Linked DNA regions of Mus musculus: region 2 is linked to region 1. The links are chromatin loops, found by intact Hi-C in ENCODE. Cell type or tissue: heart. All regions are shown on one strand. Links, peaks and the distances in the headings refer to the core of each region. The heading gives the core; the rest is flanking DNA.

Region 1 (12,160 bases), core at 2,466-10,465:
TCTTGAATGCACACCTGGAATCCATGCGCTCTGGCCTAATATTATATTCATTTTTCCCCTTAATGTTTTTCTTAACCGACAAATTATTTCAGAAACATATTGCTCCCTCTCCAGGGGTAAACATGTGGTAGATTGGGGATGAGGTCATACCAGCAGAACACCTGGGCTCTGTGGTGTCTCTCCTGTGGGTATTAGTCAGCTTGGGTTTAAGAATAAGTACCTTTTCCCTTATACTTTAGGGCCTGGAAAAGGAACCAGACTATATCAATGAATAACATTTTAAAGAAAATTTCAATTAAAATTTAACTGAGCTTGACCTTTAAAAAAAAAAGTTATTTTCTTAAACTAGCTTCCAAATCCTTTCAGATTACTTTCAGTGTATCTGAACTGCAATCAAGTAGTAAATAGGTTAGATCCATGGTTCTCAATCTTCGGAGTGCTGCTACCCTTTAATACCCTCCTGTTGTCGTGACCCCCAACTCCAAAACTATTTTCTTGCTACTTCATAATGTTAATTTTGCTACTGTTACAAACTATAATGTGCAATTTCTGATATTTAAGATGCTCTTAGGTGGCCCACATAAAAGGGTCGTTCAACCCCCAAAAGGGTTACGACTCACAGGTTGAGAACCACGTTGTTCGAAGAATCATAATTCCAAATAATACAAAAGAGACAAGTATACAGGCACTGTATATGCTCAGATATTAAGTTGAGAAGTTTTCCTTTAAAGTACAGAATCCCTCATCTTTATGATCTTTTAGAATCAGCGATGCTGTCTTGACTATTGTATTATGAAGAACAAAATTTGATTTATGAAAAACAAATTTTACTGCAGTGACCCCAATGACAGGTAGCTCGCCATTAGAGATGTTGCCCTTCAGAGTTTCCTTTAAGAGACTTTGGACAGCTGTAGCTGTCATTACTAGAAGTAAATGACGTCAAACTTACAAGCAATGATTATGAATGTAAATGTAGGACAGATGAAAGATGAGTAGCAAAAGATAAGTCTTCCGGTTCTGTAAGGGGGTCCATAGGGTTGAATAACAGTTCATAAGGCAACATGTTATATAATCCAAAAGTTACGGTCTCTGAAAACACGCAAAACATGACAGGAGATAGCCACTAAAAACCTCAAGCTGAGCATGGTGGCGCACACTGCAGGGTCCAGCCTTCTGGAGACTGATGCAAGAAGATGGGGATTATGAATTTGAAGCCAACCAGAGACCCCATTTGGGGAAAAATTATAGTTCTAGTGATGATGAAGATCACAATCTAAAGGCGAATATTATAAGCTAAAACTACTTTGCAACCGCTGAAAGGGAAACATAAATACTGCTCAATTGGTGTATCATTTAAATATGAGATTTTAAATACATACATGTAACTAAACATATTAAATATGTTTAGCATAGATGTAAATATCTGTATGTTCAGTACAAGTCACACACTCACACACACACATACACACACACAAACACACAAACACACACACATCCAAGATCTTTTAGCACTGGATGTACCATAGATTCGAGGTCAGCTAATATTTGGGCATCTGCACTAAATTCTCTGCCATACCTGAGGTGATGGAGTACAGAACAGCAAAAGAAGCCTGAGTGCCACCTGCCCCAGAAACAATGCTTACCCTGGGCCGTGATGAAGAAAGATGTATGTCAATAAAGTGTAGAACATTCCGCAAGTTTCAAATAAAAATCTATTCTTCTTTAAATTTACTTTACCTAACAAACAGGTTCACATTATTAATAATGTAACACATGGGAGTTATTTAATGAAAATTTAACAAAATAAAGGAGAATGTTCCAACAATGAGGAGTGTGAAATATGCCACTATTTCTCACTCTGCCTGCCACTTCCTCTGAGGCAAAAGTGATCATTAGACAATGAGATTCCTCCCACCTGCCAAAACCAGGAGACGGAGATTCCAAGACTCGTAGGAAATCCCTTATGTCTGCCTCAAAGATCACAGCTGACAAGGATGAGATTCTGATGTGTGAGCTGCCACACTTCATAAGAAGACTAACAATTAGGACTATAAGGATCTGAGTGCCAAAAAAAAAAAAAAAAGGTCTACAAACTCTACTTAAAAGCCAACGAAAAATGGCTTAAAGCAAAACTCCCAGAATTATATCCGCCAGTGCAGCGTGCTGCGACTCCACTCAACCCTTCCAACTTTCCTCAGCCAAAATATCAGATCTTCACTTAAAATTGTAGTTGCTCAGATTCAATGCTGCTGACAATCTGAGAGCGATATTCTGTAGAAATGTTGTATATTACATACATACATGTGTTTGCGGTGCTCCTGCCCTGTCTTGACAACCTAAAATAGTCACAGATGCTGCCACATGTCCCCTGAGAGGTAAAAATCACTCCCTGTGGAGAAATGACCTATCCAGCATATGTCCAATATTAAAAGTCCAACAATGACCGCTACTAGATTTTCTGGATAATCAGTTCTAAGCAAGAAAGGGCTGGGCTTAAGGACAGGAGGTAGCAGGTGGTATCAAGTTTGGAGGTAGGAATGGAGATGGCAGAAGGAATGGTTGAATACTTCTCTCTGAGGGTTCAAAAAGAGACCCTGGAGTCAACCTTAGTTTTGGGCAATGAAGTAGTTTGCTCCTGGGCCTGTGTACACCTGGAGGCTGGCGGGGTTCCTTCTTCAGGCTTCCTGGTCTTTCTGGGTGGCTTCATCCTAAATGTTAATGGAGAGTGTTGGAGCTGCTTGTGGAAGCAGGGCGGGAGCTGCCCCATCAGTCCATCTGTTCTTCTAACCACAAAAGCCACGCTCCCTCCTCTCTCTCGGGTGTCCTGTCAAACATCTTTAAATAGAAGATATCACTGCTACATATTCTACAGACATATGCCAAAAATGAATAGAGGCTCCTTCTCTGAGTCTATTCCTCTCAAATACTCCCCACACATCCCCAGCAGTAAGAACACATGCCTCCTCAGGCAAAGGAATTGCAAGGTAGGTCCTTTGCCTTGCCCCTAAGAGACGTGCTCTTGTTTATCTAGGTGGTGAGGAAACTGATCCAGTGTCACATGGACTTTATCAGTTCTGCTTGCTTTTTCTTTTCCAAGTTCACACACACACAGAAAAAAAAAAATGAAAGCTGCTTAATTAAAATCAAGTGGTCTGAGCTAACCTCCCACTTCCCTCTCCATCTGTGGAGTATTTGCTTCCAGATAGACTCAGCCGGTTCCATTTTTCACCCCCGGGGCTGACACTAGTCCAGTTCAAATCCACCGTATTGCCAAATATACAGAAGCAAGCAAGGCTTTCCCGAAGATAGCCATCTCTTTGATGTGAGAGGCCTTGCTTTTCTACACGGGTAAAATGGCTCTCTGTGCTACACCTTCCCAGTTTTCGTTGGCAAACTACATCAGGAGAAGTGCCTGCAGTTCTCGCTGCTGCCTGTCTTTGACTGGAATTCACTGATGTTAAACTTGCAAGCTATCTTTTTTTTTTTTTTTTTTTTTTTTTTTTTGCAAGCAAACTGGAGTGAGGAAAGAGTTCGATTTGACAAGGCACATGATTTTCTACTTGCCTTTATTCCATTTTCAAGGCAAAGGTCTGACCAGCTGGAAATTTCTAGAAGTAAATATCATGTCTCTTTCCCTGTCTTCCCTGCATGTCCACTTCACTGCTGGAAGCATGACAGAAAAGCAATAGGAATTTTTTTTTAATTGAATGGAATTTTTTTTTCCTAAAAGGAAGTTTGGTGGTTTCCATCTTCGTGATATGTGTGTGTGTATGTGTGTGTGTTTGTGTGTGTGTGTGTGTGTGTGTGTGTGTGTGTGTGTGTGTGTTTATATCAGGGCTTCACACTGACCAAGAACTCATTTATATGCTAGAATAGATAGCCAGGAAGGCCCAGATTTGCTGTGTCTCCTTCTCCCCAAATACAAGTACAAGTGCGTACTTGGAAATACAAGAGCACACTGCTGCTGTACCCAGCTCTTCCATGGGTTCCCAGGATCCAAGGCCAGTCCTCATTCCTGTATGAGCACTGACTGCATCATGATGTCACTTTCATCATTCCTTTGCAGATACCTAATGTAATGAACTCAGAACGCTGACTTCAGTCTCTGATTAGCTCGGTCATGAAGTCTACCCAGTATGTTGGTGGCTTTCTGGAGGAAACAGCAGGGAATCACCACAAAATGTCACCGTCTAGTAGCCAGCATTGAGATGCCAACTCCCTTTGAAAGTTGGAGCAGGAAAGGACACATACACCCCTTCTGACATCTTCCTCTCCGAAGGCTTCTTGAACTTAGTGAGTTTTCTGCATCCTTTGAAGGTCCCTTGAAGGCTTTGCTTTCCCAGGGAACAAACACAGTATCATTTTTCAGATGCTTAAAGCCTGACAGGAACAGCAAGAGCTGCCTTCCCAGTGACCTAAATTTGCTTGCACTATGGAGACCGACTGAGGACCTGCACCTGCTACGTTAGACAGCCACAGCTGCTCTGCATCCTGACTCTCCTAAATAATGACGCAGCTCAGATTTTACTATATTTAAAAGCAGTCTTTTTTTTTTTTGCATATAGAACTTCTCTACACTAACTCGACTTCTGACCTTATTATTTATGAGGGTCACATTATGCTCTTCAGACATAAAGCCAACACTGGAAACTCACACAAAAGTCCTAGGGATAGATCGAAATCGTGTCTGTTTTGGGGCAGATGACTTAACACAGTCATTCTTGGTAAGAGTGACTGTATTGAAACACTTCTACGTTCTGCAAGGCGTTCGGAAATGTAAAGGGATAGGTGACCCAGTCACTCTCTGAAGATCTCTGTAAATTCCCTAGCATTCTGCCTATTTAGCCATTCCCTTTATATCACAAGGGATTCATTCTTTCACTGCCAAGCAAAATACTGCAGGAGTATGTCATAGTAGCAGGTTGTATATTCTGTTGGTGAGCATCGAGATTAATCCAAATTGCTTAAGAAACAATTTAGCAGTGTCTAATAAGCTTGATAATCATCTACACTGGAGGACTCAAAACTCTCTAATATTGTTCCATGAGAAAGCTTCCCACATGTACAGGTATAAAATGTTCATAGTAACATTGATTTTAAAACAAATAGAATAAAATAAATACTATAGAAAGAACATGACTGTTAAGGGCTGGGTAATGTGTGCCTTTAAAGTCACCTCTGCCTGGCTCTGAAGGTATATAAATGAACTTAACTGCTCTGCATCTTCATCAGCCTTTGAGAGGCCTTTGAGGAAACAGTCCATGTCTGTCCTCAACTGTATGTACAGATCCTAGATTAATGCCTCCCACACAGTTGGTTATTTGATAAGTAAAAGCTTGATGATCAAACAAAGGCTCAGATGGATACAGCGCACTTCACAACCCTGGACTTTCTACCTGATCAGTCCGAGTACCTGGACCAAAAGTACCTGAAAATTGTTTTAACCATGTACTTCTGGGCCTTACCATAAACCCAGAGTTAGAATTGCTGAAGGCAGCTCCAGGGAATCTGCATCTTAGCCCACGTTCCTGTGGTCCTTCAATGGGAACAGAAACCACAGGCTTAGAAATGCACATGGAGCGTCTTATAAAGCAGCCTGAGAGAAGATAGAAAGCCAAAGGAGGAAAGATGACAACTCAAGCTGCCTCTGCGATGATTAAAAACATACAGACTAGGAAGAGTCAGCATTTTAACTGCTGATAACTTTCCATGCTACATGTCAGGTCTAACAGTGCACTGCAATTCCAAGAAAACAAACAAAAAGAGTTTCACAAGGAACTCGATTACACTTCTGCACCCTGTTTACAGGTTTAAACATTAAGGCACAGAGATGTTCAACAGCTATTCAAAGATGTAGTTACTAAGTGTGACCCCCTGGATCCTCCTAAGAAGTTACAAGTGTAGCCCCATATGGGTGTTGTAACAGGCGAAGTAAGACTATATTACAGTTATATATGTCCTAAGGAGCCACAAAGTATCACTAATACATGTAAGCCAAGAACCAGTTGGAGATGTTTCCCTTCCTGCAGGGACTCTCCCTAGAGCTGTAATAATTGAGCAGGCTATATTCTCATTTTCTGCAGGCTATACCTAGAGGGGTCTAAAAAGAAGATAGGAATACAGAATTTACATAAAAATAGACACTGCCTGTTCATCCTAGCATTCCCCGGCTCTCCCCCAAATACTTCAAATGGAGTTTCTGATTGTCTTGATTTAGCAAGGAGGGCTTTAAGCCTTCCGATCCTAGAACGCACTGGATGTCTATTAGGCCAGCAGGTGCATCAGTGCGGTATTTAAATCTCGTTCAGAACCACGTGCTAAGACCCAGAATAAGCCTTGCTTCTACCACCTACCCAGTCTGCCTGGGACGGTTGCAAAAGGGAAGAGGGCATCAACCTACAGATCCTTCTCTTCTGCAGACAGTTGAGGCTGCAGGAGCTGCCACCAGCCCCATCCCATCATCTCTCACTGGCTCCACTGCTAACTCGAGTCAGAGATGGACAGGCAGAGAGGTGAATCCAAGCCCCATCTGGAGTTTACCACCATTCCCATCAATAGACACAGTGGGCTCTTATCAGTTAGTATAGAGAAGAAAGACTTCAGAAATGTAGTCAGGCGTCCTTTGTGCACAAAGGAACTTAAAATAATTTCTAAGCTGGGCACTTCCCATTCTAAAATACACAAGACGTGAGAAATTCCAGGGATTAAATAGGAGACAGGAAAAGGCGCGCGTGGATGCCAAGCTCTTCCAAATGCTCCGGTCCTCAACTTGATTAACACTAATTCCTGCAGCTGCTCATTTTCTTCTCCCCGGCCTCTCCTCACCTTGATCTCACTGGGTTCTCTCAGTCAGACATTTGGAAGGCTAATGAAGTGCCCGGTCTGATTTATACACACAGTGAGTGCCTGCTTCCTTTGCTACCACAGATGCAGCCAGCAGAGCACGTATTCCCTTTTCTGAGTCTTTAGTGTACAAACATGTTTTTATCTTCTGTAAGTGTTCCCAAAATAAGGGCCTCTAGAGACCGCCCGGGAGTCTGATGTCTCATTCCAGTCCCCGAAGTACTTTGAAATAGTCTTATCGCAGAAAGCAAATCACGGGGCTCTCAGTTTTCCCATGCTTGTGATGTCTTTTTGGTGACTTCACATTCTGTGAGCTATATTTAGTGGTTAAACGCCTGGCTGCTGAAGAGTGACTCTGTCTGTTTGTAGACTGTGAATAAAAGAGTCTCAATATATCGACAAAATGTTCAGCTCTATTCTATTGATCTTCTCTGGCGAGAAATCACCTATTTCATCAAAGTGAAGGAAGATTCTCAGCATCTTCCAACACAGGTGTAACAGCACTTGTGTAAAGGCTGACTTAATGCAAAGAGACATTTATAAATATCCATTCATTTATTGAACATGTTAAGAACATTTCTAAACTGGAAGTGATGATGCCCAATATTCAATGTATATTACTTAAGTATTAAAATGAAAACTGTTCCCAAGGACAAGATAAGTGGCAATCCAATTTAGATACTTTTAAGGGTGAAGGGTAGACTAGAAGGTAAGATGATGTTTGGTATAAAATCAGTATATCAGCAGAACTGCATTTTAGGTCTTGATACCCTTAGTATCCTCCACAATACTTCTACTCTCCAATATAAGAGTAACTTGCTAAAACAAAAATACATATATAATTTTCTTCATGCAGGAAATATTGTGGTTTGCTATGATAGAAAGAATACCAACTTCATTTTGGAAAACATCCAGACATGTTTAGGAAACAACAGGCAGGTATTTGTTGACAAACTGTAAATAAGCAACAGTAATAGCTGAGGTTTCGTTCCCCATAGTGAGGAACCGAAGCACTGTCTGGACTGTTAATCCCTAAGCAAGGCCTTCACAGCCAGATCATGCATCCTGGTCTTCCCTTATCTCGGCTGGAAACTGCTCGGATCCCTTCCCTTGCTGGCTCCCATCAATAGCAAAATACATTTTTCCCCCCAAAGAAAGCTTCTTCAGTGGCTTGAGGTTGAACGGGAAACATCACTCCTTCCATTTAACTTCAATTTTGTCTCTGAACAACAACAACAAAAAAAAGCCCAGAATCAAACTGAATGTGTTTTTCAGTGAAAGTAGCTCTTTATTGGTGATTATGCATCATGAACTTTGATGAATGAGGGCCAGCAGGCTGTGCTCTTGGAACACAGCCAAGTGGAGAGACGAGGCAGCTGCTGCGGGGAGACTGTGGAAATCTGGCCCTGCTGAGGTCTGAAACTCAGGCACCAGGGCGAGGGGCAGCTTGGGGTTCATTCAGGTCTGGCTTAGGCAGCATGAGGGTCAATGGAACTTTTATCAGATCACGTGAGAGGTACCATATCTACACGGACAGCAAGAATCTTAATGTCTACAGAGGGAGGGAGGGAGGAAGGGAGGGAGGGAAGGAGGAAGGAAGAGGGCAATAACAAAATATACTAAGGACAAACTCCAAGGAAGAGAACTGTCACCAAAAAAAAAAAAAGGAGGATTTTCGTCAGGGGGCATGTCAGACCCAAGGCTCACACATAACATACACCATTGAACCCTTAGCCCAGCGTCAATGACTCCACCAGCGCCTCACTAGGTGTGGCCTATCTACTAGTTTGGTCTGCAGGTGTTGGCACCAGTGACTTCAGCTGGGAAGGCAGAGAAACATTACATGCAATTACTTATTTGCATTCATGACTCTGTGCATTCTATAAATGACCTTACTTAGCCATTCAATTACTTTGGTTAGACAGTAATTGTATTCTCTCATTAGCCAAGTGGGAGGTTTCATAAGGCTGAAAAAATGCAGTTCTTAAATGTACTTAGGTCATTAAAATTCACAGTAAAGAAGGTGTACAGGTTTTGTTTTTATTATGTTTTGTTTTAAAGAAATCTCCAGGCCTGAAAAGCTGTGTACTGCTTCAAACGCCCTTAACAGCCTTTTGTCAATGCCACACCAGAGGGCCTGGTCTCATCGCACAGGTGGCCTTTGCCCACTGCCTCTCAAATGCGGTCTTTGCCCAGCCTGTCAATCTGGTCCTTACGTCTCAGCATGGACTGGCTTCTACTGTTGCCCCTGAAACATGTAAATCCAAAGCTTACACTCATTGACTATATGGCATTATTTGACCCTTTTCTAATATACTATTATGTATTTATAAATATAAATGCTCTATATTAGATAGATAGATAGATAGATAGATAACGTATGTACGCATGCTATTTTATATGCTCTGACCAGTGTTCTGCTGGTGTTTCCTCTACCTCTTAACCATTCATTTCCTCTATTCCTGTTTAATTTTCTGCTTCTATCTTACTTATTGTTGCACTTCCTAGTTCTATTTTGAATCTTTGTGCTACTTCCTTTGTGACACTTACTCCCAGGACGCAATCTTCCATACCCCGCTGTTTTAACCACCATCCTTCTGGGAAAACCCTGAACTTCCCATGATGCCTGTGATAGTTTGTATATGCTCAGCCCAGGGAGTGGCGAGATTAGGTGTGGCCATGTTGGAGTAGGTGTGTCACTGTGGGTGTGGGTTACAAGACCCTCACCTTAGCTGCCTGGAAGCTAGTCTTCCACTAGCAGCCTTCAGATGAAGATGTAGATCTTTCAGCTCCTCCTGTGCCATGCCTGCCTGGATACTGCCATGCTCCCGCCTTGAGGAAAATGGACTGTACCTCAGCCAGCCCCAATTAAACGCTGTTCTTTATAAGAGTGGTCATGGTGTCTTTGCCTTGGTCATGGTGTCTGTTCACAGCAGTAAAACCCTAACTAAGACAGAGCCTAAAGCCCAACAACCACAACTTGCATATTTCACACTTCATCTTAGCCAAAAGGCCGAGAAGCGATAACTTGCATATTCCTCGGTGTCTCAGACTCCAAGTTCTTTGTGTCTTCACCTTTAAAACCAACTTCTTACTATTGGTCTTATCACCACCACCAATTTGGTATTCATCTAAGCTAACATCTCCATCCTTCTGTTTGTATCCTTAGTTACTCCATTCATTCCTTGGGCCCATTCATCTGGCTGGTTCTCTATGTATCTTGTTGGTCAAGATTCTCTTCCCAGTGCTTTTTCTTTATTTCAGGAATTCATGTTCCTGTTCAGACTCATCCTGGGCCTTCTTCATTTGATCGGTTCCTTCTTTGGGATCGTGGCTGAAGTATAATGGGCTTAGTTTGAAGTAACTGGAGAGAAGAAACAAAGACTAAAAAGAGCAGTAGTGAAAAGAGATCACTCTCCTGATCTTCAGAGTCAAACCCTCACTGTGCATTGGTGCGCACAAGATGCTCTCCTTGGAAGGTGGGCCGTTCTAGTGCAGGTCCATTGCCCTGTGAAGATTTCCGGGAACGGACTAACTCTGTGCTGACTAACAGACAGAAAGAGACATAGGGACATATCACCATGCACAAGGGAAGAATTACACACAAGGGAAGAGAATCCCAGAAGGGCCATACGGCACACAGTTGAAGCTTAAATAACTTCCCATGCTACGGAGAAAAAAAAATAGAGGCTTGGGTCCGGGTGGCCTGGAGAGTCTCTGGAGGATAGTGATGGCAGGCTATAGGAGGAGATGACTATGAACAAGGATGTGTGGACCGTCGTCAGGGCAACCTCTCAGAGGAGCCTTCAGAAGAACAAACGGCAAGTGCGTATCCAGGAGAGCTATCAGAGGCTCCAGCATCTACTAGCCTCTTCTCCCCAGTAGTTAACCTTTCCTGGTTAATGTACTTTGATGATAATTTGCATTCCTTCTGGGTAGAGAGTCTCAGAGAAGGCCCTTCCTTGTATGATAGGAGAAAGGGATTTAGAGACTTCTAGAAGGTGGAGTGAAGAGAGGAATCTTAGAGATACTCCTTTCAAGTGGAGCCTTGGAGTTCAGAATTGCTTTGGGGTTTGGGGTTTGGGGTTTGGGGTTTGGGGTTTGGGGTTTGGGGTTTGGGGTTTGGGGTTTGGGGTTTGGAACACCACCTTCAACAGGGCTCTATCAGCAGCAAATGTCCTCCCATTTGGGTACGTTATCATCTAGATCTCTGTGTCTCCCTTTATCAGAGACCCTGCCCTGTCTCCTTGGGTCATGCTGGTTTACTCTTTGATCATTCTATGGCTTCCTCGTGCCCTTCTGCAAGACTACGTCCTTCTGTATGAAGCATGATCTCTTAACTAAAGATGAAATAGACCTTTTTTTTTTTTTTTCACTTGAAACAAACAGCGCTGCTGTTTGTTGCCAGGGCGCTTGTCTTGTAATATATGGCATCCTGAAGCCCTAGCCTTTGGAGCTCATGACTTCCCCAGTCTCGAGTGGATCTGTATCAGTCTGTAGAAGGTCCAGGGTGAAATTTACCCCAGGGGACATTGTATGGCCACGTCCTAGCACTTATCCTGGCTGATGGCATTCAGCAAACGATATCTGCTGACTTGATCACCACCTGCCCACTTTCAGGCAGACATTCGGACTATCTGCCTTAGCCTTGCTCTCCCAGCCCTGACTAACGACCACGTTATCACGTTCCCTCACGGCCCAGGCATCCACCAAGTACATGTATTCAAGGAAAGATAAAGTGTGTGACCCAAAGTCCTCTCAACCACAGAAAAGGGTAGCAGAGATAAGCACATAAAATAGATACATCAACCCCCCAACACTTGGGAGGTCCTCCTGGTTCAAAAATCACATTTGAGCGTTGCGCTCCTGGGGTGGTCTCTTATGACAGTGATTGCCCTGAAGCTCAATCTGCAGCGGCAGAATCCCAAACTGGCTTTTTTTCTTTCCTGATGTTCCTCCTCTGCCTTACAGTCCCACTGTTTTAGCTCCCTCTGCTGATACGGCTGCTTATCCCTGCCCAGCCAGCTCAGTAGAAGGCACAACTCGGATGCCCGCCAACATGACTGAACGCTAAGATGTCTTCTCGAGCCATCTCTATGCTTCCTTTAGAAGGGCAGTAATGCAGATTAGGAAACCTAACGCATTGCTGAGGTTGCTTTGTCTGAATCCATTTAGACGTCTACGACAAAAATACTGTGAGATGAGTGGGTCCCAAAAAGCAAATATTTATTTCTCACTCATAGTTCCAGAAGCTGGGAAGTCTAAGATCAAGTTACTGCTATCTGGGTCACTGAGGGCCATCTTTTCGTTCTGTTAC
Region 2 (12,160 bases), core at 2,641-10,640, 240 kb after region 1:
TTTGGCTGGAGCAGACACTTGAGGGGACACATGAGAGGAAGGAGTATGAGTACAACCCAACAGACAGGAGACCGCACTCTGGCATTGGTTCACCTTGCATCTCTTTGCTGGTCATCACTGGAATTCGCTGATATTGGTCTTCACTGACAACACTCTTGCATTGGTTTGCCTCACAACTCCTTACTAGTCTTTGTTGGTGTTTGCCAACACTGGTCTTCACTGATGATACTCTTGCATTGATTCACCTTGCTTTCTTTGCTCATCTTTGTCATGACTTCGTAGAGAGAACCACACCAAAGAATTTCTGTCTGCTTCTTGCTGTTTCTTGGATTTGGACTTGTGCTGATCAGCAGAGCCTCACGTTTTCTTCTGGATCTAGCCACTGCTGCTGATTTGTGTTTGGTGTTTTGCTAGTGGCCTGGGCTGCTGACAACGAAGATTAGAATTGTCCCAAAGAACTATTTCTAAACAGGTCCACCTCTCCCATTTCCTATTAAACGTTCTTTTACCCTACCTCTGGTGGGTGGTGGGCTTAAGGGAGGTTGAAGCATTAAGAGCCATAATTAAAGTAGAAAAATCTAAGCCTGCAGTTATCTCCTTATACCCTTAGCAGAGGAGGAAGCTACCAGAAGATTCTCTCTCTCTCTCTCTCTCTCTCTCTCTCTCTCTCTCTCTCTCTCTCTCTCTCTCTCTCCTTCTCTCTCTCTCTCTCTCTCTCTCTCTCTCTCTCTCTCTCTCTCTCCCCCCCCCCCTCGGTTCAAATACAGAGGAAGTAAATACCATTGTAGAATACTACCAGGGAATTTCGTAAGTCAGGTAAGTCAGGTAAAGGAAGAATGGTCTCAGCAGAAACAACTTTGCTGGCATCTTGCCCTTAGACTTTCAGCCTTTCCAACTGTGGGAAAACAAATCACTATGGCTGAAGACACTCAGTTTGCTGTTTTTTGTTATGTAACCTGAATTAGTTACTTGACTTAATTGCTGTGATAAAACACCTGACAGAAACAACTTAACCATTGGAGGAACTCATTTTGGCTTACAGTTTCAGGGTATACAGTCCATTGTTTCGAAGTGAGTGTGGAAATAGGAACAGGAGACAGCTGGTCTCGAGATGGCCACACTTAGGAGGTAGACAGTGATACCTGCTTCTTCTCAGCTCACTTTCTCCCTTTTATTCAGCTAGGAACCCCATCAATGGAATGATACCACCCACATTTAGCTTGGGTCTTCACACTTCAATGAACATAATTTGGATAATCCTTCCCTCACAGACAGGCTGAGATAAGTTTGTTTCCATTGTGACTCTAAATCCTATCAAGCTAACAATCAATAGTAACCATCTTAACTACCCACAGGAGACCAGTTTACTTGCTGCTGAAGGAAAAACCTTAAGAATCTTTCCATTTTTATTATTAGAATGAGTCCCAATTCCTGTTAACCAGCAAGTGGAAAGAGGTATACAATGTATTACTGTCATATTCTAAATAGTTTTTTGTTCATTTGTAAAAGGATTTTAGTTGTCATAGATCATGCCAGATTCAAAGAACACAAATTCTGATACATGCCAGTTTAAATAATATGGAAATGTTTGCTCTCCCATATAAAGTCCTGAGCAAGATGTAAGTGATTTGTGTCATTGGCTTCCCACCCGACACAGATCCTGGTTCAGATCTCTTCTTCCGTAAGCAGGTACTCAAACCAGTCCCTGGTATGATGTTCTAACTCAACAATGTCCTTAGAGACAATATTTCTCGTGCATCTTTATTAGAAAGAAGGGTTATTATTTTTTGTTGGTTTTGTTCTGTTTTTCCTTTGTGGAGGCCCCAGCATATTTACTCTACCATCTCACTGGCCATGATTGAGTCATAGACCCATGAGGAGGAGGAAAGAACTCATATCTTGCTTTTTGATATATCAGGTGTTACAGAACAGACAGGTAGGACACCACAATACCACATTTCACAAGTAAGATCTTGAGAGTTCCTCCTCAAGATTTGTTTAAAAGTGCGACCAAGATAAGAGATCTAGTAACAAAAATGTGCAGATGGGGGACTATTCTCCAGCTGAGATGACTTATCATATTGTATTAGTTACCTTTCTGTCACTGTGGCAAAACACCATGACGAAGCAATTTATAGAAGAGTTTTTTTTAGTCCCAGAATCCCAGAGGGTAATAGTTCATCATGATATGGAAATGACAGGCATGGCAGCTGGAGTACCAAGCTGAGAGCTCACATCTTGAACTGTAAGCACCAAGCAAATAGAGTGAACTAGAAATGGCTTTAAACTTTCAAAGCTCACCTTAGTGATAAACTTCCTCCACTAAGGCCACACCTTCTGTCTAACCCTGCCCAAACAGCACTACCAGCAGCACCAGGGACCAAATGTTCAAATGCATGAACTTATGGGGAGGATTCTCATCCAAATCACCACATACCTAGAGGCACGGGTGAAGCAAAGAAAGGAGAAGAAAGAAAGAAAGAAAGAAAGAAAGAAAGAAAGAAAGAAGGGAGGGAGGGAGGGAGGGAGGGAGGGAGGGAGGGAGGGAGGGAGGGAGGGAGGGAGGGAAGACAGACAGACAGACAGACAGACAGACAGACAGGAAGGAAGGAAGGAAGGAAGGAAGGAAGGAAGGAAGGAAGGAAGGAAAGACCAGAAATTCTAGACTAAGGCTGGGAAATATTAAAATGCTGGTCATGAAATCCTGAGATAGCCCTTGTCAGAATTCATTGAGCATCCTTGGTGTGTGTTTTTCTGTTGTTCAGCCTAAACAAGCTAAAAGCCATATGCCGACTTTGAATTTAAAAGCAATGTGCCAGAGTGTATCTATATCTACCTAGCAAAATAAGAAATCCAAACAAGTAATGGTTGCATTGCAGATATATTCCTAAACACAATCAGGATGCTCTTCTTCTGTGATTAGAGGACTCACTTCTGAAGACGAATTCCTTCACACACAGCAGAGCTGCTAGAAAGGAACAGACCTCTCTGGCTGAGGCTTGATCAGGGCTTTACCCTCTTCCAAGCCAGTTTCCAAACTACAGCTTTGCTGATGTTTAAGGTAAGACAGTCATGGTTCATAAGGAGCACGGACGAAGAGCAGGCTCTCAGGAGCTGCGCTGCATTACAGTAGACAAGCATGTTGGCTTCACAGCTAGGTAGCTGCAGACTTTAGCCCCAAACATTGGGCTATCCTATCTACAGTACACTTCAGTTTCTCATCTATGAGATGAGGGTAGGGGGGGATTCATGATGAATGCTTTCTAGAATTCTGCAGTCGGGGCTTTCAGAGACAACCTAAGGAAAGGAAGGTTTATTTTAGCTCAAGGTTTCAGGACATTGTCATATATCATGACAGGGCAGAACGGGGCAGCCCATTCGGTGGGTTAGAGTGGCTGAGCCTGATTCCTGGAGAACCGCGGTGTGGAGGGGCCTATGATCCTCAAAGGGCTGTCACTAGTGGCTTGCTTCCTTTAGCCAGGCCGTATTACATTTTCCACAGTCTCCCAAAACAGTATCAGCCATAGAAGAACTTAAAACATGAGCCTGTGAGGGCACTTTAAATTCAAACCATAAAGGACATTGTGAGAATATATCTATATCTATATCTATATCTATATCTATATCTATATCTATATCTATATCTATATCTATATCTATATCTATATCTATATCTATATCTATATCTATATATCTTATAGTATATATTAATATATACTAATGTATTGTAACATATATATCCATATAACATATATATATATGCATATATATATCCAAAAGAACCATCAAGAAATATATATATATTTTTTGTTTGTTTGTTTGTTTTGGTTTTTTTGAGACAGGGTTTCTCTGTATAGCCCTGGCTGTCCTGGAACTCACTCTGTAGACCAGGCTAGCCTCGAACTCAGAAATCTGCCTGCCTCTGCCTCCCAAGTGCTGGGATCAAAGGCGTGCGCCACCACACCGGGCCTAGGATGTATTTTTAAGAAAGCCTCCATTACTCTGAATTGGGGAAGGAGGAGGAGCATCAACAGCTCTACAGGCTGGGCAGTTGTGTGGCTTAAGGTTCCTCTTGAAGGGTGTACGCAGACCCTAGAGGAGAGCTGGATTTGAATGCAAAAATAAAATAACTAACGTCTGGGGTCATGGTGAGATACTTCCTGCCAGCCCCAGAAGTGTGGGTGCAAGAAGGGGTAAAGGGGATGTGACAGAGCTGAGCACAGTGCAGAGGGGTGGAGAGAGTGGGGTGCGGGAGAAGGTGAGATGCGGGTGGGATGCAGGGGAGGGTGGGGTGCTGGGAGTTAGTCAGGCTCTTGAGAATGCTATCTTGTTTAAAATTATTATTTTCCCTGTGCTCTGTTCTAAGCAAAGATATAAAAACAGCAATAAGGCCGTGTTACTATATCTTATTCCCATAAACACACCTCATCTATTAGGACTTGAATCTTACATAATCTCACTTAGCAAGTTGTTGGTACTTGAGAACTACCTGGGGAATGATTGAGTCCTTTCATGATTCTGCACTCCCATACTTTAGAAGTGACTCAGTACTGGAGTGGGAACTTGAAATGTAATGCTTGATGTAGCCTTAGAAAAAGAAAAAAAAAAGATATATAGCAAGGTATTTCTAGTAGTATTCTCTGTTGTGGTTAAGATGCTTTTAAATTCATTTTGACTTGAACAGCTACTAACCAGATGTGGGTAGTCAACGTATGATACATAGTTGGAAAGATTAAGGAATTGAATGTTAATTTACTTTTATTTAAACCAAAATAGCCAATGGCTAGTCCAGGTCCAGTCTCATTGCTCAGGTCAAAGGGTTTTGTTCAAATTATCCTGTCCTCAACTTTTAAAAACGTGCCTTTTTTTTTAAAGACCGAATACTATCAATAAAAAGTAAACTCCTCTGTGTTCTTTTAAAACTGGAATACCTTGGTTTGCCTAAGCAACTCTAAAGACTAGTTTATCAAACCAAATTGACTTGTGCACGCAGCAGTGCCTCAGGAGAGTTTGCATCATTTTGAGCACTTGTGTATGTGGTCAATGTCTAACATCAAGTGTGGACCTAAAAGCAGGGCTGAGCATGCGCAGTTACCATAGTGAGGGATAGAAGTGACTAGGCACTGACAGGCTTGCTTGATGAAACAGTCTCTCGGATTCCCTCCTCCCCAGCTGCCCCTGGATGCTCAGTGGTCTCTAAGTTTATCCCTCCCCCCCCACCTCCCCACCCCCGCAGCCAGCCCACCTCCCTTATAAAAAATTTCAGATCGCAAAGGAAAATCAGGGGCCTGGGCGAACACGCGATAAGAAGTACCCTTTACATACATGCTAGACATTTTCTAAGATGGTCAGTAAAAAACATATCTGCACGAATGGATGCTATCCGTGTGGCAAACAGATGAGACCCAGGGAGGCTTGCTTGTAACGTACAAGTTTTACCTTTCACAACAGATATTGGTCCCATACTACCTCAGATGAGGGAGTTCACTGCAGCTTGGAGCAGTTCTCAAGTCTATGCACACACCCACAACATTCGGTCTCTTCCTCTTTTCTTACCGTTTGAGCCCCCTAGCTTTGTTTGCTCTTAACCTCTACACAGACCAATATATTTACGCAAACAGATGAAAACATGTTGATAGAACCTGCCTCCAGTCCCATCCCCTTCTCTCCTAGGTTCCTTCAAATCTAATAATAATCTTTTGGGGCAGTGTCAATTTACATAAATGGCTCCTTTATTTTCTCATGCTGTTCAGGAGATGCATTTTGGTATTTTAGTGGCATTAAAAAAATATCCCATAGTAGATATTTTCCCAGAGCCTGGACGCTTATATAAAAGCGACATGTCCATTTATAAATTAAGCTTCAACGGGGTTTGCATTTTTGTAAATTTATGTTGTTTCAAGGTGTAGGCAATTGATTTGTGTATTAGCCATTATCACTACAGATTACTTGTAAGACACGTTAAAAAAAACTAGCTCCGCCCCTGTCGCTTCCCCCTACCTCTCGAAATCTATGATTCAGACTAGGTCTAAAGACAGAGGAGCATTTGGAAAGGATTTGGAGATTAAAAATACGATTTTCAACACAAAGACCACAGCAGCGTTGGACAACGAGAACTATTTAAAATTTTAAATAGTTTAAAAATTTAAAACATCACATCTCCAGAAGTTGGAGGACGACAAAGTCCGAGTCGTCCAGTAAGCTTGCAGAGACTGATCGCGGTTCTGCCCTGCAAAAACCCGGGCGGGCGACACAGACTCGTTGCGAGGAGTTTCAGCTGCAGAAGAGGAAGAGCATCACCTGCAGTCCGAGGCGTGGGAAACGCTGCCGGACCCGGTATTTCCGAAGCCCGGGAGGCGAGCGCCACGGGGGGCCCTGGCTGGCTGATTCCGTGGTGAGTGCGAAGAAGCCAGCACTCGGCGGAGCCCCAAGACTCCGCGGGGAGGAAAGGGACGGACATTTCTTCCTGGGACGGCTGCGGCCACGGAGATCACTGCAACGGGGAAGCTGGAGGCAGCCTGGGCGTCCTTAGCTGCAACTGGCTGGGAGGCCGAATGAAGTCGGAGAACCCGGTCAGCTCCGGGGAGTCGGGGGCGAGGCGGGGCTCTGACGTCACCTCCCCTCCCCCCAGCCGCTCCTAGAGGGAGGAGTAGGGAAAAGAAGCAGAGAGATCCGCCGCAGTTGCCAGCCGTAACTCCTCAACTCGGCAGCTGGCTGCCTGGACATGTCCTGACAAACTTGGCTTCCCCTCGGCGCTCTCCCCAGACCTCGTGCGCTCTCTCTCCACCTCTTTTGGTGCTCAAACTTTCCCCGGGTCGAGAGCCACAGAGAAGGCGCCCACCTGAGTCCCGCCAGCACTGGAGGAGGATCGCGCTCTGCTTGGGGATATGCTGAAGATCCAAGGGAGGCAAAGTTGGTACTTCGAGCCCGGATCCTAACAAATATCCAAACGGCGTGGGAATTACCCAACTGCCGGGGACTAGAAGGGAGAGCACCGAGGACCGGGCTACTGTGGTGAGTTCTTTGTTCATTGCATGCCTGGTAGAATTGAAGTTTTAATTGTAAATGAAATAACGTGGGGGTGTTTCACAGTAAGCGAGTGGGGAAATCATGTGTATCCTACAAGGTCTGCGCTCAAGGAACTGGACTGCCCGCGGCCTTCACGGGGCGCGGGAATGAAAGGCAAGCATGCGCAGCTTTTGGAATTCACAAAATACACACAGAGCGCTGTTCAAAAGAACTTGAGAAGTGAAGCCGTTTGTGCATTATTTTCAGTGTAACTTGTTATAGAAATGGTGCCCTGGGAGGGCGCGTTGGGGACTGAGTGATCTGCAGTGGCGCAGCGCCCTCTAGTCCGAGCATTGGGCAAGGCGCGCTCCCAGCTCTCAGCTCAGTGTAGACCTCGAACTTGGACCTGCCGGGTACTCTTAACGACGTGGACCAGACAGAGCTTGATCGCTTCCACCCTAGCCTTCATTTACGCCGAACGACACTTAATGCATTTTAGAAAACCAGCTTGGGTGGACCGAGTGCAGAGGCAGTGCTGGAGGAGCGGGTTTTTTGGGGGAGGTTGGGGGGGAAAGTCCTTCCACCTAATTTCAATGAGGCTCTGGGGACAGGGTCAAAGAAGATCGACTATTTAAAGGATGTTCGCGGAACTTGAACTACACCTCTCTTCATGTGATTCTCTCGTAGCCAAAAAGGTATCTCTCCATTTCGTTCCGTTGGTGGCTAAAGGATTAGGAAGATGTGGCAACACAGGAGACTGCATTTTTGGCTTTCGGCAGTTCCTGTAGCGACCAAGTGCAACTTCTAGTAAGCCTGGATATTTAGGATTCTTAATTAGATATTTTAGTCCTAGTAAGCATTAATATATCAATGAATGTTTTTTTAACAAGAATTTTTTTGTACCATTTAGAAAATCCAGTGATGATTTAATGTTATTGAACGATGTGTATTTATACTTTTTATTGTTCTTTCCCTCTCCTAGCAGCGGTACCCTAGGCCCTCTTACATCCCCTCCCCCAACGGCTTGCTTGCGTGTGTGTGTGTGTGTGTGTGTGTGTCTATGTTTTGTTGAGCGTTAAAATTCCGGGGAGGGGAGGGGGGGATCGCAAACTGGTTGAGCTTGGAGATCAGGTCTCTCACTTTCGCAGCGTTCACTGACCGGTAACTCTGCGAGCACTTTGAGCAATTTGTAAGCCGGGGCCAGATGAGTCTTTGGGTTTTGCCTTTTCTGGGTGTTGTGAATATATGTGTTCTAAATACCGAGCGGGGAATTCAGAGGTACGAATCAGCACACTCATTCTGCAGGCACTACTTTTCCTTCCCAAGCGTAACCTGCTAGACACCATTATTATTATTTTTTCAGCCACCTCGCTTTAAGATGGCTTAAGAAGTGACGTTAACTTTGAGCCAAAGAAATACACTCTGGCCCCCGTCTGCGGTGCAATTCCCTCTGCAGCTGCCTCCACCCGCTCCTAGGGAAATCTGATCTCTTCGTCCTCGCAGCGTTAAAATGTTCGAGCCCCACAAACTTTCCGAGGTCAAGTCCTTCCTTTTCTCTGAGCTTCCTTTCCCAAAACGTGGCTGGCTTCGGCTGAGTCTCCTTTGCTCTTCAGCCGGTACCTGGAGCTCTGCAGGCGCCGGGGATAGACTTGCAGCACTAGGATGCGCTGGCTGGACGCTCGGGCGCCAGAGGGAGTTCTGCAAGTGGGGAGCCTGCTTGCTGGGGATCTCTCTTTCTCACCGGAGCTGCGGGGCCAGGCTCACAGAGCCTTGGGGCAGAATTAAACGCTGAGAATGCTCACAGGGAGGCTCAGCACCCTTTGTCCCGCAGACCCCGGGATTGAGAGGGTGCGGCGTGGGGGTCGTCTGTCTCGGAGACTGGCGTTGGGGCTCACCGCGGCGATCCGAGAGAGTCTGAGGTCCAAGTGAGTCTGAATTAACAGGTCGCGGGAAAACTTATGCATTTCTTCTGGCCTAATGTGGATTTCAGGAGGAAGTAAATTCCGACCTAACTGCATTCCTTTCCAGACCCTCTGTAGTTTTTCACCCCAGAGGCTGCAGCCTGGGAGAGAGGCATTCAAATGCGGATTCGGGGATTTCCTGGAGGTTGGGGGAAAAAAAAGTCTAAAGGAATGCTGGGGTTGGGGGCCGGGCGGGGCGTTGTTTCTTAGGTCCTAGGCGACTTCTCCTCACTTTCTGTCGGTTTTTTTTTTGGGGGGGGGGAGACCAAATGTTTCCCCTATCTTAGCAGGGAACATTCAGTGAAATTCCTCCCAGCAGCAGCAGCAGCTCGATATTCTAACACAGTCCCCAAACTGTCCCTCTCCGTCTGGCAAGCTCCTCGAAAGGCGCTCGCCTCGCTCTGGGTCGGACGCCTGTCTGGGTAGCCCCCGGGGCGGGCAGGCGGGCGGGCGGGCGCTTCTGCCCGGGGGCGGGGCGGCCTCGGGCTGCGCGCACTGAGTCGAGGAGTCTCGGCGCTGGCGAAACGAGAGCCGGCGCTGGCAGGCGTGGCCGCGGGCGGAGGGATACACACGGCGGGGAGCTAGAGCGCGCGGGCCGAGCTGGACGCGGCGGGGCTGGACGGACGGCGGCGCCATGCGGACGTGCGGGTCCAGTGCGGCTCCCGGCACAGCGGGCTCTGGCCGCCGGGCGCGCTGAGCACCCGGGCTGTGCGCCCGACCGCACCGTCGCTAACTTTGGAGCCAACTTTGCAGTAAGTTTGCTGAGGGCGGCGTTGAGGCTGGGGCCGAGGGTGAATGCCGGCTCTCCCTCCCACGCTCCTCCGGCTGCACCGTGGCCGAGGCTGGTGCCGGTCTCCTTGCCCACTAGCAGAGTTGAGTGGCGGCTCTAGGGTGCGGAGGCGGAGGGGTGGAGGGACCGGCGGGACGTGGAGGGAATGGTGATTGCAGAGTTGGCGTTGGACGCTGCGGTTCCCCGGCCAGCATGCTACTTCCCGCAGCGCCAGGCTGTCTGACCCGGGAAACCGGACTGCGGGCTCCGGGTTCGACTCCTGTCCATCTCGGCTTTGGAGCGGTTTCTAGATAGAGATGAAAGCAGAGCCGATCGCTTGAGCGTGGGATCTTTGAAATGGAGTCGCTGAGTTTTCTTAGATGTTCTGTGCTCGGAGGAGTGCAGCGCCGAGATTTAATGCGGCTCCTTTGCAAGACTAAGCCTCCGGGGTAGTTGTGCGGCCAGGCAGTTGCCTGTCTGTTTTCTGGAAGATAAACTTATGAGATCTTTATTAAAAGAGAGGGTCTGTTTCACAGTCCTCTCTCTATGGTTCCTTTTAGGAAGCTAACTTTCGGTTGTCTTGGAAGAATCCCACCCCCCACTGATGGGAATTGCAGGGCCTTGGAAACAAGGAGACAATTGTGTGCTATAGCAAAGTAAATTCGCAAATATTTTCTATGTAGTTAATTTTTTTTCATGTGCCTGAACTATAGTTTCATTAGCTGGCTTTTGTTAAGCAACTCCCGAGTGCTGGTAGAGATTTTTTTTTCTTTTTTCTCTTTCTTTCTTTCTTTTTTTTTTTTTTTTTAACAAGCTGAGAATTTACTTAGACTACATTAGAATCAGAAAAGATTTAAAAGGCACATAACTTACCTTTGCAGAAGCTAACTTGTGATGCTTTGTATTTTTGATATTTAATACTTTAGGAGCATATTTTCATGTGCTAATGCTAAGAGCTATTGATGTTTTTTCACATCAGTCGTAGCTGTGTGACCAAACCACACAGTTGTTGCCTCTACTCCACAACTGTATTGGTTCATTCTGGGTTATTTGGCTTTGCATCTCGGAAATCATTGCTCTTATCTATTAGAACTCTTCCTCTCTCCTTGTTAAATTATATAGAGATATACAGGTATTTAAAACAAGATTTTTTTTTAAATGATACAACTCTTAGTTGTGGCTGAAGTAGTATTTTACAAGCTTAGTGTAAGTTTTGTTTAAAAGTTTGCCCATTTCTTGAAAAAAATAACATCTTAAATAAGCCAGCCCCCCCCCCTTTTTGAACCCCCACTGTGAAAGGAAGTAAGGCTGTTAGAGGCCTTCATAAAGTCCTTTGGGCCACCTGTGAGTTCATTTTTGTGGGTAAGTAGTCACTCCATGTGTCTTTATTGGTTTCACATTGTGTGTGAGTAAATGGATCAGTTAACTTCATAGCAAAGATGTGTGTTCAGAGTAATAAGGGTCTCCTTTTAACTTCTCCTTTGTAGGGTACATCTTCGGCTTCAGCTCTTGGGCGTCTTTGGAGAAGGCCTTTCTTTCTAGGTTAGAAGTGGAAGAGATCTTAGGGCATTGATTCTCTTAGGCTACTTGTTTCCCACCTAGGTCTGGCTGGTTTTATACATATACTCAACAAACCAAATCACATTGGCACATTCTAGCATCAAATGCTGTCTAGATGCCTGAAGGACCTTAGCTCATAGAGGAAGAGGAAGGACTGCATTCTAGTCTTCGTGGTTGGGGATTTACAGTAGGAAAGTTCTTTTTTTTTTGAGCAGATTGTGTGGCAGGTGAAAGTTGTTCAATTACGACATGTCTGTTTGACTGGGCAAGGTGGCACTTGCCTTTAATCCCAGCACTCAGCAGGCAGAGGCAGATGGGTTTCTGAGTTCGAGGCCAGCCTGGTCTACAAAGTGAGTTCCAGGACAGCCAGGGCTATACAGAGAAACCCTGTCTTGAAAAACAAAACAACAACAACAACAACAAAAAGACATGTCTGTTTGTCCTTAGACCGCAGAAAGGTGCTTTCAAACCAGATGGTATACACCACTTAAGATCAGAAAGTGGCTCGTACTCCTCTGAGAAGAAACAGTTCTATACTTAAAACCTTTAGAAACTTGTATATTGACTATTTTCAAAGATTTTTTAAAAAAAAACAACCTTTTATTATTATTATTTTTAATGTGTCTGGCTGTTTTGCCTGTTTGTATGTCATGTGCCATGTGTGTGCCTGGTGCCCTCAGAAGCCAGAAGAGATCTTCTGGAAATGGAGTTACAAATGGTTGCGAGTTGTCATGTCAGGGATGGGAATTGAACCTGGATCCTTGGGAAGAACAGCTGGCCTCTAAACCCCTGAGATGTCTCTAACCCTTTTCTCTCTTTGAAAACAGGCTGGCCTTTTCTTGAAAGATCTAGATTTAAATAC

Evidence for each region. Hi-C counts contacts between places; a loop is a spot of excess contacts. Peaks named below come from ENCODE experiments on the same cell type or tissue, not always from the same donor. Only the 100,000 strongest peaks of a DNase experiment are listed, where the experiment ranks them.
Region 2: a loop joins it to region 1, with 8 times the contacts of the local background. A loop is called at or near these places in 5 of 42 quality-filtered maps.

What each region holds. Positions count from the first base shown.
Region 1 is chr8:44,688,059-44,700,218 of GRCm38, forward strand. No RefSeq gene overlaps it. Among named protein-coding and RNA genes, the nearest start is that of Gm30397, 72 kb to the right of the region's middle. In heart, for the core only: a CTCF peak has its summit at 6,973; DNase peaks (open chromatin) are centred at 7,033 and 8,223; H3K4me3 peaks cover 438 bases; H3K27ac peaks cover 3,106 bases.
Region 2 is chr8:44,928,608-44,940,767 of GRCm38, forward strand. It overlaps a transcript of Fat1 not described here. Among named protein-coding and RNA genes, the nearest start is that of Fat1, 16 kb to the right of the region's middle. In heart, for the core only: CTCF peaks have their summits at 6,305, 7,351, 8,697 and 9,621; DNase peaks (open chromatin) are centred at 6,624, 7,384, 8,684 and 9,514; H3K4me3 peaks cover 5,665 bases; H3K27ac peaks cover 4,469 bases.